Linked DNA regions of Mus musculus: regions 2 and 3 are each linked to region 1. A link is a loop called in an ENCODE intact Hi-C map of the cell type or tissue named here. Cell type or tissue: left cerebral cortex. All regions are shown on one strand.

Region 1 (4,000 bases):
TCTGACAAAACACCTTCTCTTTGGACATGTTATTGCTTTTGCAATTTTGCATTATCAAATATTTAAATGGATACAGATTATAACCTGTAACTGTGTGAAAGAGGGTGGCTCAGGATTTCTGACCATTGAGACAAGGAAACCTTCACTAAAGGATTTTGGTTGACACCCCCTTCTGTTATTTGCAGCCAGCCATGCTCTCTACCTCATACTAGTCCAGATTATCCTCCAATTTCCAAAGGCTCTCACAGTGTACACAAGCACTGTGAATGTTATGTCCATGTTAATATGTGGTGCACAGATGGACACAGTACACAGTGATGGAGAGACAAGAGACCTGAGACTAGACTGCTAAATTAGGATATGCCCAGAGCAAACCTGCTGTTTCTTTGGATGATGCCAATTACAGTGGCCAGAGGTGATATGAAAACACTTTGGCTGGAGGGAATTGCTGACACTAATATAATTTCCTCATGTTTATAAATTAGTTAACTGTAATAAATAATTATTGTTAGGGCCCATCTTCTAAAAAGCCAGAATCTACATGGGCACTTTGCCATCGCTCAGATCCCTGTCTTCCCAAAGGTGTGTCACCACTTCCACCTAGTGGTCACTATTAGTAATGCACACAGGATATCTGACCTCCCCTAGGCTGAACTGTCTGGAAGCTGTTAGGAAGAATGGGGCAGGGATTAGAGTAAATGTGCATTTCCAATGCTAGGGGAGCAAAAGAAAAAAAGAGAAGTGAGCACATTGGGGACACAAATTTTGAAAATTAAGAAGGATAAATTTCTGAAGCAATTTGAATTTCAAAAACTTGCTTCAGAGAAGTCCATGATTTTTTTCTCCTGTTTACATATAATTAATCAATTAATTGGTGTAAGTGTGTAAGCATGCCATGGCACACAAATAGAGATCAGAACAATTTTCAGCAGTTGTTTTTCTCCTACCATGTGAGTTCCAGGTCAAACTTAGGTCTTCAGTCTTGGTGAGCACCTTCAGCCATCTTTGTAGCCACATATGTCACTTTTTGAGAATGATAACAGTTATTTGTATGAGCCAGAAACTATGAATAGTTTTAAAATGAAGACTGTACTGAGCTACTGTCTGGAGAAAAATAAGTAGCAGAAGGTGTCTCATTGGTTCGTGTGGTAGCATAACCTTTCTCTGTGCGGCAAAAACCATACAGATGTGTCTTCTGATCTCCACCACAGCCATCTAAGTTAACCACCAGCAGTGGTCCAAAGTCATGGATTCTGCAAATGCAAATTCAACCACGCTCTGATGCAGAGCTCCCCTCCCGACAGTTGTATCTGTTCTGAGTACATGATGACTTCCTCTCATCACTGTTCCTGAAGAGCTATAGTATAACAGAAAGTGGGGAGCATCCCCCTCATAATACATATTAACTAGAGATGACTTAAAGTAACAGGGAAATAAAAATGGACATAGGAAGACATGTGTATGTCATATGCAAATACTACATCATTTTATATCAGAGATTTGAGTATTCATGGTTTTGCATCTACGGGAGACTTGGAACCAGTCTGCCAGAATTCAGTTATGGTCTGTCACATGTTATGAATAAAGAAAATAAGATAGACTCAAATAAAATCCTACATTCAAGCCCATTTATGAAGTAGAGGGCCAAGATGGGGTTCAAACTTGGTCGGACAACTCCTGATAGCACTCTGTTCACATGAGATTGCTTTTCTTTGATTCACATGTAATTATTTGTTTCAAGGATTATTCCATGTGTTTTGATGAATTATTAATAACTTTAAATGGTTTCCAAACAGTGCAAAAGTGGATGGAAAGCAGTTACTCTCCTGTCTCCTAACACTAATGGAGCCCCCTTTCCTTGAGGCTTGATCGGTCGTTCATGAGTTGCACACTTTTCTATAGTATCTCAGCAAGACTATGATAAAGAGATGTCAGCACAATGTCTCACACCTGCAATGCCAACTCTTGGGAGGCTGAGGCAGGAGGATGATGACTTTGAGGCACTCAGAGCTGGCTACCAAACAAATGCAAAAACAAAAATGATTCCATCTCCAATATTTAAAGAATTATAATTTTTATTTATGATAAAGTTACAGTGTGGATGAATTAAATTAAGCATCGAAATCAAAACTACCATGCATACCTAGACAAAGTTTTAAATTCAATCAGAATGGTTTTTAAAATAGACCATGTTAATTTATGATTCAGTTACTTGAAAGGTTTGGAGTTGCCACTAATGTAAGGCTTTAAAAATGACTGCTTCAATTTTCTCCCAAGCTCATTATATTCTCCAAACATCATTGCAAAGCTTCAAAAGCATTCGAAGCCTATCTCCCTTCTCTTTCTTTTATTAAAGATGCCCTTCTTATTCCCAGATCCTCTCTTGGTTATTAGATTGACTTGTAGCCAATCAAGTAAATTCAGCTAGGGACACATGACCTAAAGGGCGTCATCTCAATTCTCCAGTCCAGAGATCACTTGCAGTGATACCATACACAAGCTAGATGGCCATATCTTCAAAAAGTACACTTCAGTTTTAAAAATATGCCAAACTCTTTTCCACATGTTGTTTTGTGAGTACGAGTCCAGTTTTCACATGGACTGAATGTGAATCAGCTCCGTAGAGCTCAATTTTAAGTGCATTTTGCAAGAGGTCCCATTTTTAGCCAAGTCACAGCTGAGCTTTCCTGTTAGCTAATTAGTACTTGTTCTTAAATTGGGCAGCTCCAATTCAAGCTAGATGAGATGCAATTTATTTCTTCTCTACTCTTAAAACCATCTAAGCTGTAAAATTTATGTTACTCTGTTTTTCCTTTTGTCTACCAGAGGGTTAGTTTAGTTTCATTCTGAATAAGTCAATAGAACTCCTAAATTGCCACACAACCACCAAGTTATCTGCGGGGCTACACAATTTTGATGATCACCAAATTGGATAAACCCAAAGCACTGGAAGATACTTGTCTCTAAAGATTGCCATAATAGACTCAGCAGTTACAAGCACTTGTTCTTTTTGCAGAGGACCCGGGTTTCATTTCCAGCACCCACTTTATGGTTTTCAACTGTATGAAATACCAGCTTCATGGAATCCGATACCCTTTTCTGGCCTCTATAGGCACCAGGCACACATGTGATACAGAGACATACCTACATAATAGAATTACAAATAGAAAAGGTATTTTTCCTTCAACCACTGCCTTCAACATGCTTCATCAAATGTGCCTTGTCTTCCCTTGTGTGGCATTTAAGGCCCGTTCTGTCTGTATTGCACCTAATTCAATGAATATGTTCTTCCTTGACCACTAGTGCCCATTAATGTAGACACTGAAGGGGAACAAGAGTAGCATGTTCTATTATCCCTCATCATTATATTGTGGTCCTCCATTTGTATCCTGAATCCTATGACATCATGTCAGAGAAAAAGAGATGATGACTTTTTACTTACCTGGAATTCATTGTCTTTTCCTTAGCTGATGATGCCTTTGGGAGACAGACATTCAAATGACCTTCTCACAGCACAAGTTCATACAAGTGCATCTGCATTTTGCACTGCTTGCAATTACCTTCAACTCCTTCACTAGCTGTTCAAATGAAAGCTTTGCAACACTGAAGGCTCCTTATCTCAGTCGGGTAGTATGCTTGAAGGCGGGGGGGCATGGGTGCGGGCATGGGTGCTGATATGTATGTGGCAGGGGACAAGAAATCATCTGCCTTGCTAGTGCTGGGATTAAAGCTTATGCTACCACATCCAACTTTTTATTTGGGTTTTGAGAATCATAGTCTGGGCTTCATGCTTCAGGCAAGGATTTTGCTGACTGATCATCCTAGTTCAAGTGAGTAGTAGGGTGACCCACTTGGATGAAGACTCTTCAAGATGAGTCACCATAGTATTTGCATAATCCCTATTTCTGTATCAGCACAAAACTCTCCATCATCCTCCCTGGGAGAAGACAAGAGCCTTCTCCTTTTTTAGTCTGAGGATAGGTGTTCATTATTTCCTGGA
Region 2 (4,000 bases), 130 kb after region 1:
CTTGACCCCCACCTCCCAAGAAAACTCAGAAAGAGCCATAAAAACTAGAAGAACCACATAATTTAGTGGAAAGTGCCTTGGGCTATGTTCTTGTTAATCAAGTCTGCCTTTTAACCCTCTGTGATCTTCTGGCAACTGTTTAACCTTGCTGCCTCAGTTTCCTTTTCATTAAAAACAATGGGAAAATTACTCAGCTGGTGTTGTATGGCTATGGAAAGTAAATATGGGATTAAGTGATGTTGCTTTGGAAACTGAAAGGCACATTGAACAAATGAAATCACAACAAAGAAAATATATTATTAAAAAGGCAACTACTGAAGATGACAAAAATCAGCGAGGCTATGAACGACCTCCTTGTTAACAGAAATGAATCCAGTCAGAATGAAAATGTATGTACCGGGGCTGGATGGCTCAGCGGTTAAGAGCATTGACTGCTCTTACAGAGGTGCTGAGTTCAATTCCAGCACCCAGAGTTCAATTCCCAGCAACAACATGGTGGCTCACAACCTTCCGTAATAGAATCCCCTGGTGTGTCTGAAGACACCAACTGACAGTGTATATATATATATATATATATATATATATATATATATATATATATATATATATATACAAGATATACTGGTGCCTACAGTCATCTGTAATGGTATTTGTAGGAAAACTTAAGTATATCCTCAGAGACCCCCTACTTCCAGCTCTAATTAACACAAAGAAGGACAGAGAAATAGCTAACAAGGCACTCAGCTCAGACTCTGACCTGCTTGGATGAAGCACTTCAGAGTACTCACCCTGAGGCTCCATCTGTTACATGAACAGATTAGATTGCATTTCTGCAAATTGCTGCTTTTCTGATTTGAATATTTCTTAAAACTCAGTGGATCCTTCCTTGTTTCCCAGAATAAACGATGGAACATGACTCATGTACATGGCACACATAGACTTATACGTGCATAAGAACCAGAAACAGAGGGCTTGGGAAGCAGAAGTCGTAGAGAAGGGAAGCCATTGACTTACTTTGGAGACACAGTGTTGGGATTGAACAAGTGAACACTATCTTATGCCAACAACAACAACAACGTGCTAGGTTTTTGTGTCAAGAACACCATTAACTGAGTTTTTCCCAAGCCATCATGGAACTGGACTGTTCAATTTTATACTTAATTCCCAAGTAAAACAAAATATTGAGGAACCTTAAAATATCCTTCATGTTTTTAATACTTTCCATTTCCTTTTGTTACTCTCTCACTACAGCTTATGTAATTTCACATTTTTGTTTCTTTCTTGCTTTAATTATTTAAAAATATTTTGTATGTTACTAGGAAATATTATCCATGGACATTTAATTGTTCTTCATGTGAAGAATTTTTTCTCTTAATAAGCTATGAATCATTACCCCCTGTAAATCAGGGTTTTTCTATCCTGGCATGGTTTCACCTTGAGCAGGATATTTCTTTGTAGATGGTCCTGTGTGATATGTTCAGCGTTGCTTCTCCCCTTTATCCCCTATCCCTTAGTTGTCCTCTAAGCTTCTACAATTGACTGCTGTTAGAGAATCTACAGGATTCTTTGGTATACCTCCTACTTCTTTTGGAGCCCAGGAATTGTGAAGCAAAACTATGTTAGGAAGTTAGGGCTTTCTCTGCTATCACCTTGTGGCCCTATATAGTTACTACAAGTAATAAAGTAATCTGGGACATGCTGCCTGACCATTTCTCCTTCATTTTACTGAATTCTGGAGTTTGCAACCAGAGAAGGTCATTTCTGATAAACATTGTTTGAGTTGGATTACTAGTTGTTTCTTTACTAGGGGTGTGGTTTGACTAAGTTGACAGATAAGACACGGGGCACTTCTTTTGATTTGACTTTCTGATAAATAATGGATAAGTTGTTACTATAGGGATGTCTTAAAATATTTCATAGGATATATTTATAGAGCTAGAGGGACGTAGTTGTGAATGGGAATAATCAAAATACATTGTATAAATGCATTATGTTTTCAAAGAACACACATGAAGTAGTACTGAAATAGTTGTATAACTAAGGTTCGATATTAATTGAACACCATATAACTTTTCCCAGTATATGTAGCAGCCTTTGGTCTTTCCTGGGCCTACTAGAATAGCAACAGACAAAAGAGAACAGATTACATATGCATTAGAGGCTCATGGGGGACAGTTGCCAGTTTCTGAGATGTGTCATGAATAAAACGAAACTCTGTGATTTCCAAGTGTAGAGGAAGAAACATATTTTATTTACAACACTAAGTATATGTTATAATAAATATGAGACCAATGGAAAGAGTAAAAATATTAGAAGGTGGTGGTGGTGGTGGTGCTGTGTATGTTTTGTAGGAAGCATTGTTTCCCCTACATTCTAGTGCTGACTCTAAAACATGTGCGTAAGAGAGCTTTGGGAAAATGGTTGGAGTCATCATTGTGGTGAAGAGTATAGAAAACTTGCAGCAGTATCTTCAAGTCAAACCCCGTTTCCCATTTCGATTCTATGTTTATTTAAGGTTGACTTAGGGGGTGGTAGATAAAGTCAACAAGGAGGGGGTGTGAAGCCACCTTGGCACCAGCGCTGATTCATCCATTCGACAACAGTCATAGTAAGCACCCACAGCACACTAGGTGATTTTGCTAGGCACAGAAGTGCAGAATTCACAATGGACAATCACTGGGTTAGGGGAGTGGATTCAGGAAGAAGCAGTCTTGTGGGCACAGGCCCAGCGAGAACGGTGTGCTCTGTGGGGCTGAGGCCTGTGGTGAGACTTAAATGCCAGGTGTAAGGAGTGAGGGGGAGGATCACAGAATGGAAAAATAGTTGCACAAAGACCATGAAGGGCCTCTGTGTTCCTTATCCTTGGGCACTGAAAGACCGGTCGGCTTTTTGTAAGCTGTGACTGCCTCACCATTTAGAAAGACTATCTTGACAGCATTAAAAAAAAGAAAAAGAAAAAGACTAGAGGTAAATAGGGCACAGGAAAACCAACTGAATGTCTTCTTAATCCTGGGCCAGAGAATAAAGACGTGAATTAATGAGCTTTAGTAGCAACAAAAGAGGAAGAACTAAATGGAGTCAGAATCTTAAATGACTGATTGAACCGGTTGCTACCTGTTGGCTTATGATGGAGCTGGGTGTTATGGTTGGAGGAGATAGAAGTCACTTTCTACTCTTTATCACTTTTGCATCCCCAGCTTTGCAGTAAGCTTCTTACCACTGCCAACACTTTAGGATGGGAGCTTGTACAGATGGCTTTTGTATGCCATGTAATAGGCTATCTATGCATAAATATAATAATTGCTTTTACTCCCGTGGAAAGACCAAATTACTCCAAGCTGAAAGAAAAATCCAGTAAAATTGGAGCCATGTGTTTTAGTTGGGATAAGAGTACAGAGGTGATTTGCAGAGCCAAAGGACATACTTCTGCCTATAACACATAAAAGTAAAATAATAAGTAAGGAAATGGTGGGAGATGGGAGTTGAGAGAGGATCTGAATTCCAAGTTGGATGCACTCGAGAAGGAATGGAAGGGGAAAACGACAGCAGTCACATCCACATGAAATTCAAGAAATGGATTCTCTAAAGTAGACTCTTTCCTTCCCCTTCATCTTCCATTTATATCTTCACGGGTACTAATGGTAGAAATAAAGTAGCACCTAAGACAGGAGCAGCCTAGAGACAGTGTCTGAGAATGACAGACGGCTTGACTTCCTAAATGTCCTTAAGGTGTGCTCTTTAGAGGCTGCTATTCCAAGGCATTCCTTGGATTTATGACTTCAATAATTTCACACGCATGAACCACATTCAATAACTCTTGACTTGAGAAAGACTTCTGGAACTTTCATTCTCACAAGAATCCATTGGGACTTTTCCTAAACTGCAGACCTGAACATACTCAGACCAAAGGGTAATCTGAGAGTTGAAATCTCATATTAATTTGCATAAGATGGCTGATCACCCATAGGATTCCTGACTTACAAAAGACAAAATGTAGACA
Region 3 (4,000 bases), 140 kb after region 1:
CTGTGTCTACCGCCCGCTCAAGCCCAGGATCACTAACCGCACCAACCCCCGGGACAACACTCTGATGCAACAGAAGCTCCTTCAGGTGACACCTGGGGAGGGACAGATAGTACACTAGGAATCTGTTTTCCATAGCGCTGTCCCACTTTGACTCCACACCAGCTTTTCCCCTCTCACCTAGATCTCCTAAGAGGGCACAGAGTCCACAAATACACACAGAGACATGCATACATTCTTACTCTAGGAGCAGAGTTTTGAGACTAGCTGAATCTGATGGGCTAGAAAACAAACAAACAAACAAAAACCTGAAAGAGCCAGGGACTTTGGAAACTAGATTATGTCAAAGACAGGTGATTTACCAACATTTTTCCTCCTTAGGAGGCCTATGTGACCCCTAAGGATGACCTCCGGTTGGTGGGGGAACTCGTGAGCATCGTTGGGGCTGTGATCATCCTGCTGGTGGAGGTGAGGTGTGGATAGAATCCTACTGGAGGCCATCTGACCCAGGGGTCCAGTCTGCATTCTGGGCTACAAATGCCTTTGTCTCTGACTTCTTTCCAGATTCCAGACATCTTCAGGTTGGGGGTCACTCGATTCTTTGGACAGACCATTCTCGGGGGGCCATTCCATGTCATCATGTGAGTGTCTCCATTTCATTTCCATCCTTCATCTCATTAGAGCATCTCCCACCTTCCCTTATCTCCGAGTTCTCTCTGTAATGTGTAACCTCAGAGTACTGAATGTTGTCAAGGCTGAGTCTGATATAGTATGAGGTATATTTCAGCTGCACTCTTGTTGCTAGGTCCCCAGGATGAGCCTGGCTTCTTTCTCATTAGACCCACTTTTCTTGCCCCCCCAGTATCACTTATGCCTTCATGGTGCTGGTGACCATGGTGATGCGACTCACCAATGTAGATGGAGAAGTGGTGCCCATGTCCTTTGCTCTGGTGTTGGGCTGGTGCAATGTCATGTACTTTGCCAGAGGATTCCAGATGCTGGGTCCCTTCACCATCATGATTCAGAAGGTCAGTTCCTCCCCCACGCTTCTAATAGAGTCTCAGACCAAGGTTAACACTTTCCCAGAGGGCCAGGAGGTACATATTGCAGGTGCTGTGACCCTGACATCATTCTTTTTATATACTTTTCTCACTGTCTTTCTTTGAAAACATTTAAAATCCTCTTACAAGCTTTTAAAACTCCTTAGTTTAAGAACCTCACCAAGACAGGGCAGGCAGACTTAGCTGGCAGGCTGTAGTTTGCCAGCCCATCCTGGTATGGGTTGATGTTTGGGGTTAGACTTGCTGGTGTCAGGTGGGTAACTGCTCTGAAGGTAGTGTTCTCTGCCTCCTCCTCTTTGTAGATGATTTTTGGTGACTTGATGCGATTCTGCTGGCTGATGGCTGTGGTAATTCTGGGATTTGCTTCAGGTAAGTCACCAGGATGGAATCTGTGGGAGGGAAGGGCTGCAAGGAGCTTAGAGGATACAGAAATCTTCACACTGAACTTGGAGGGAGGCCAGACATGATAAGAGGCCAGGAAATGTCTAAAGATGGAATACTGCTCAGAAGTAAAGGACTGACTGTAGTGTCAGGGTCAGATTAGGAACATGAGTCTTGTAGAAAATAGTGGAGCATAATAACTTAAAATTTATCAGTTTTGAGCTGATCAAGGACAACTGCAAAAAACATGCTAATGTGGACAGGGGAAAGCTCAGCCCTACACACACATAAAACAAAACAAAACAAAACAAAACAAAACAAAACAAAACAAAACAAAACAAAACACAAACCCACAGACAGGTAAGGAATACTGAGAGAAGAAATATTCCTCCCCAGGAAAGAATATACCAATTTGTTAGAACTATACAAAAGGGTAACCTACCCACAATTAACATTGTAAGACTGAGCTGGCCATATTTATTGATTTATGAAATATATATGGATTTATGGGATGGTTTGGAAGGAGAAAAATGAAGGGAGGTAATAATTTTGTCATCTCAGAAAATTAAAGAAATAATTTAAAATGTATTGTTTAGAGTTGAGACCACCATATGAGATGAAGGGAATAGAATGGACAAGTGGTGGGCTATTCATGACACAGTTGCCATGGCAACTCTCACCCCTTGGGTGGAGCAGCCTTCTATATCATTTTCCAGACAGAGGATCCCGATGAGCTGGGTCATTTCTATGACTACCCCATGGCACTGTTCAGCACCTTTGAACTCTTCCTCACCATCATCGATGGCCCTGCCAACTATGACGTGGATCTGCCCTTCATGTACAGCGTTACCTACGCTGCCTTTGCCATCATCGCCACACTGCTCATGCTTAACCTCCTCATTGCCATGATGGGTGACACTCACTGGAGAGTTGCCCATGAGCGAGATGAGCTCTGGAGAGCACAGGTGAGCCCTCTGGCGGCTAGGAGGGTTACTGCATCTATCTGGCCATGCTCAGATAAAAGAAGTCATTTGTACTCCATGTGTGTTTGGATAGGGTTCTGCACAAATTGTAAAATAATGAAACATGCCCAGGGGGATTTAAGTAGTAACGAAGAGCACTTCTGGAAACGTTGGGAAGGATTCTGTATAGTTTTCTTAATTAAACCCTTGGTCTTTTCTAGAAAAGTAGTGAACAAATGGCTAAAACTATATTTGGTCAGTTTCGCTCCCAAGTAAGAACAGAATGATCTAGTCTTCTTCAACACACTGAAGCCTGCAAAATTTGACCCAGAAAAACTGAATGTGTTATAAATGACATTAAAAAAAAAAAACCCTCTCTTTAGCAGCAGAAGCTATCTTAAGTCAGATCATTATGATGGGCATACATAAAAGACAATGAGATGAATCTGGTTCCCATTTAAAAATATTCCTGGAAAAGAATTTATCTCACCAAAAATAATTTAAGCAAAATAAAAATGGAGCTATAAAACCCTGGAAAGCATTTAACTGTGATGTGTGGAAATGGAGTAAAATCCTAAGCTGGCTAAGAAGAAGGGTTTGCTGGAAGAAAACCTTTTGAAAAATCTGTGGATATTAGATTTCCAAGTAGGATGTTTATATTTTGAAATCACTTTATGCATGTGGGGTCAAAACATTCTGAAACCTGCGAAACTCCTTTATGCTTTCCATGTTCTTACCTGTACCTGGGATCAAGGTCTCTCCTGAGAGCCTCTTATATGCCACCTGGCTTTACCATGGCTTTCAAGTTACAAGATAAAGAATTGTGGGGTTCAAGTCTCATCCATTCTCTTCCACGGAAGAGGCTCTATTAAGTTCATACTGCCATCTTGGTTTGGGGGCTTGTTTCCATTTCTAGAAAGCCACAAGTCCCTGAGTTTCTCCATTACTAAATTGTCTTCTCTCTGCCTGGACTCTGGTCCTCTCAGTAAGCACCTGACCTCCTCTCTCACTTCCCTTTCTCTACCCAAATAAAGGTTGTGGCCACCACTGTGATGTTAGAGCGGAAGCTACCTCGTTGCCTGTGGCCTCGCTCTGGGATATGTGGGCGAGAGTATGGTCTTGGCGACCGCTGGTTCTTGAGGTAAGTGAAGTGGTATTCCTTAAGCAGTCACTTTAGATGATTTCTCTTGTTCCTAGAAGCTCTGTGGAGGCCTGTATGCTTTCTAGACCTCGTGTTCCTTGTCTTAAGTGTGGCTACTGAGGACAAGACTCAGTTTTGAGCTTGGGCCCCTAAGCATCATCAGAGATGAGCCTGCAGCTCTCTGAGGCTTGGCTGCTGAAGGGTTGGTGCTCTGTGTTCCCACACTGGCTGCATAGAACCTTCAACACTGGTAGGGCTGGATGACAAGTGTTGAACTTGGATCTTCTTTTCAGTAATCCCTTCTTCCGCTCTCCCTAGGGTGGAAGACAGGCAAGATCTCAACAGACAACGCATCCGCCGCTATGCACAGGCCTTCCAGCAACAAGATGGCCTCTACTCTGAGGACTTGGAAAAAGATTCAGGAGAAAAACTGGAGACAGCACGTCCCTTTGGTGCCT

What was found. Hi-C counts contacts between places; a loop is a spot of excess contacts. Peaks named below come from ENCODE experiments on the same cell type or tissue, not always from the same donor. Only the 100,000 strongest peaks of a DNase experiment are listed, where the experiment ranks them.
Region 2: it touches region 1 in a loop (5-fold over the local background); 6 of 42 quality-filtered maps call a loop at or near these places.
Region 3: a loop joins it to region 1, with 3 times the contacts of the local background. A loop is called at or near these places in 5 of 42 quality-filtered maps.

Annotation. Positions count from the first base shown.
Region 1 is chr6:41,758,493-41,762,492 of GRCm38, reverse strand. No RefSeq gene overlaps it. Among named protein-coding and RNA genes, the nearest start is that of Olfr459, 12 kb to the left of the region's middle. In left cerebral cortex, CTCF peaks have their summits at 603 (motif pointing left) and 2,467; DNase peaks (open chromatin) are centred at 591, 2,644 and 3,873; H3K27ac peaks cover 55 bases.
Region 2 is chr6:41,628,638-41,632,637 of GRCm38, reverse strand. The region is part of intron 1 of Trpv6 (transient receptor potential cation channel, subfamily V, member 6); the gene reads left to right. Among named protein-coding and RNA genes, the nearest start is that of Trpv6, 5.8 kb to the left of the region's middle. In left cerebral cortex, a CTCF peak has its summit at 1,661; DNase peaks (open chromatin) are centred at 1,625, 2,230, 2,445, 2,540 and 1 more place; H3K27ac peaks cover 1,059 bases.
Region 3 is chr6:41,621,220-41,625,219 of GRCm38, reverse strand. Trpv6 (transient receptor potential cation channel, subfamily V, member 6) reads left to right here. Exons shown (of 15, transcript NM_022413.4): 8 at 1-85; 9 at 379-465; 10 at 562-638; 11 at 860-1,025; 12 at 1,361-1,427; 13 at 2,136-2,404; 14 at 3,436-3,542; 15 at 3,861-4,000. It overlaps Gm38795 (a long non-coding RNA gene), which reads right to left and starts at 3,446. Exons shown (of 2, transcript XR_869004.2): 1 at 3,139-3,446; 2 at 1-1,447. In left cerebral cortex, a CTCF peak has its summit at 2,418 (motif pointing left); DNase peaks (open chromatin) are centred at 1,381, 2,387, 3,063, 3,495 and 2 more places; H3K27ac peaks cover 236 bases.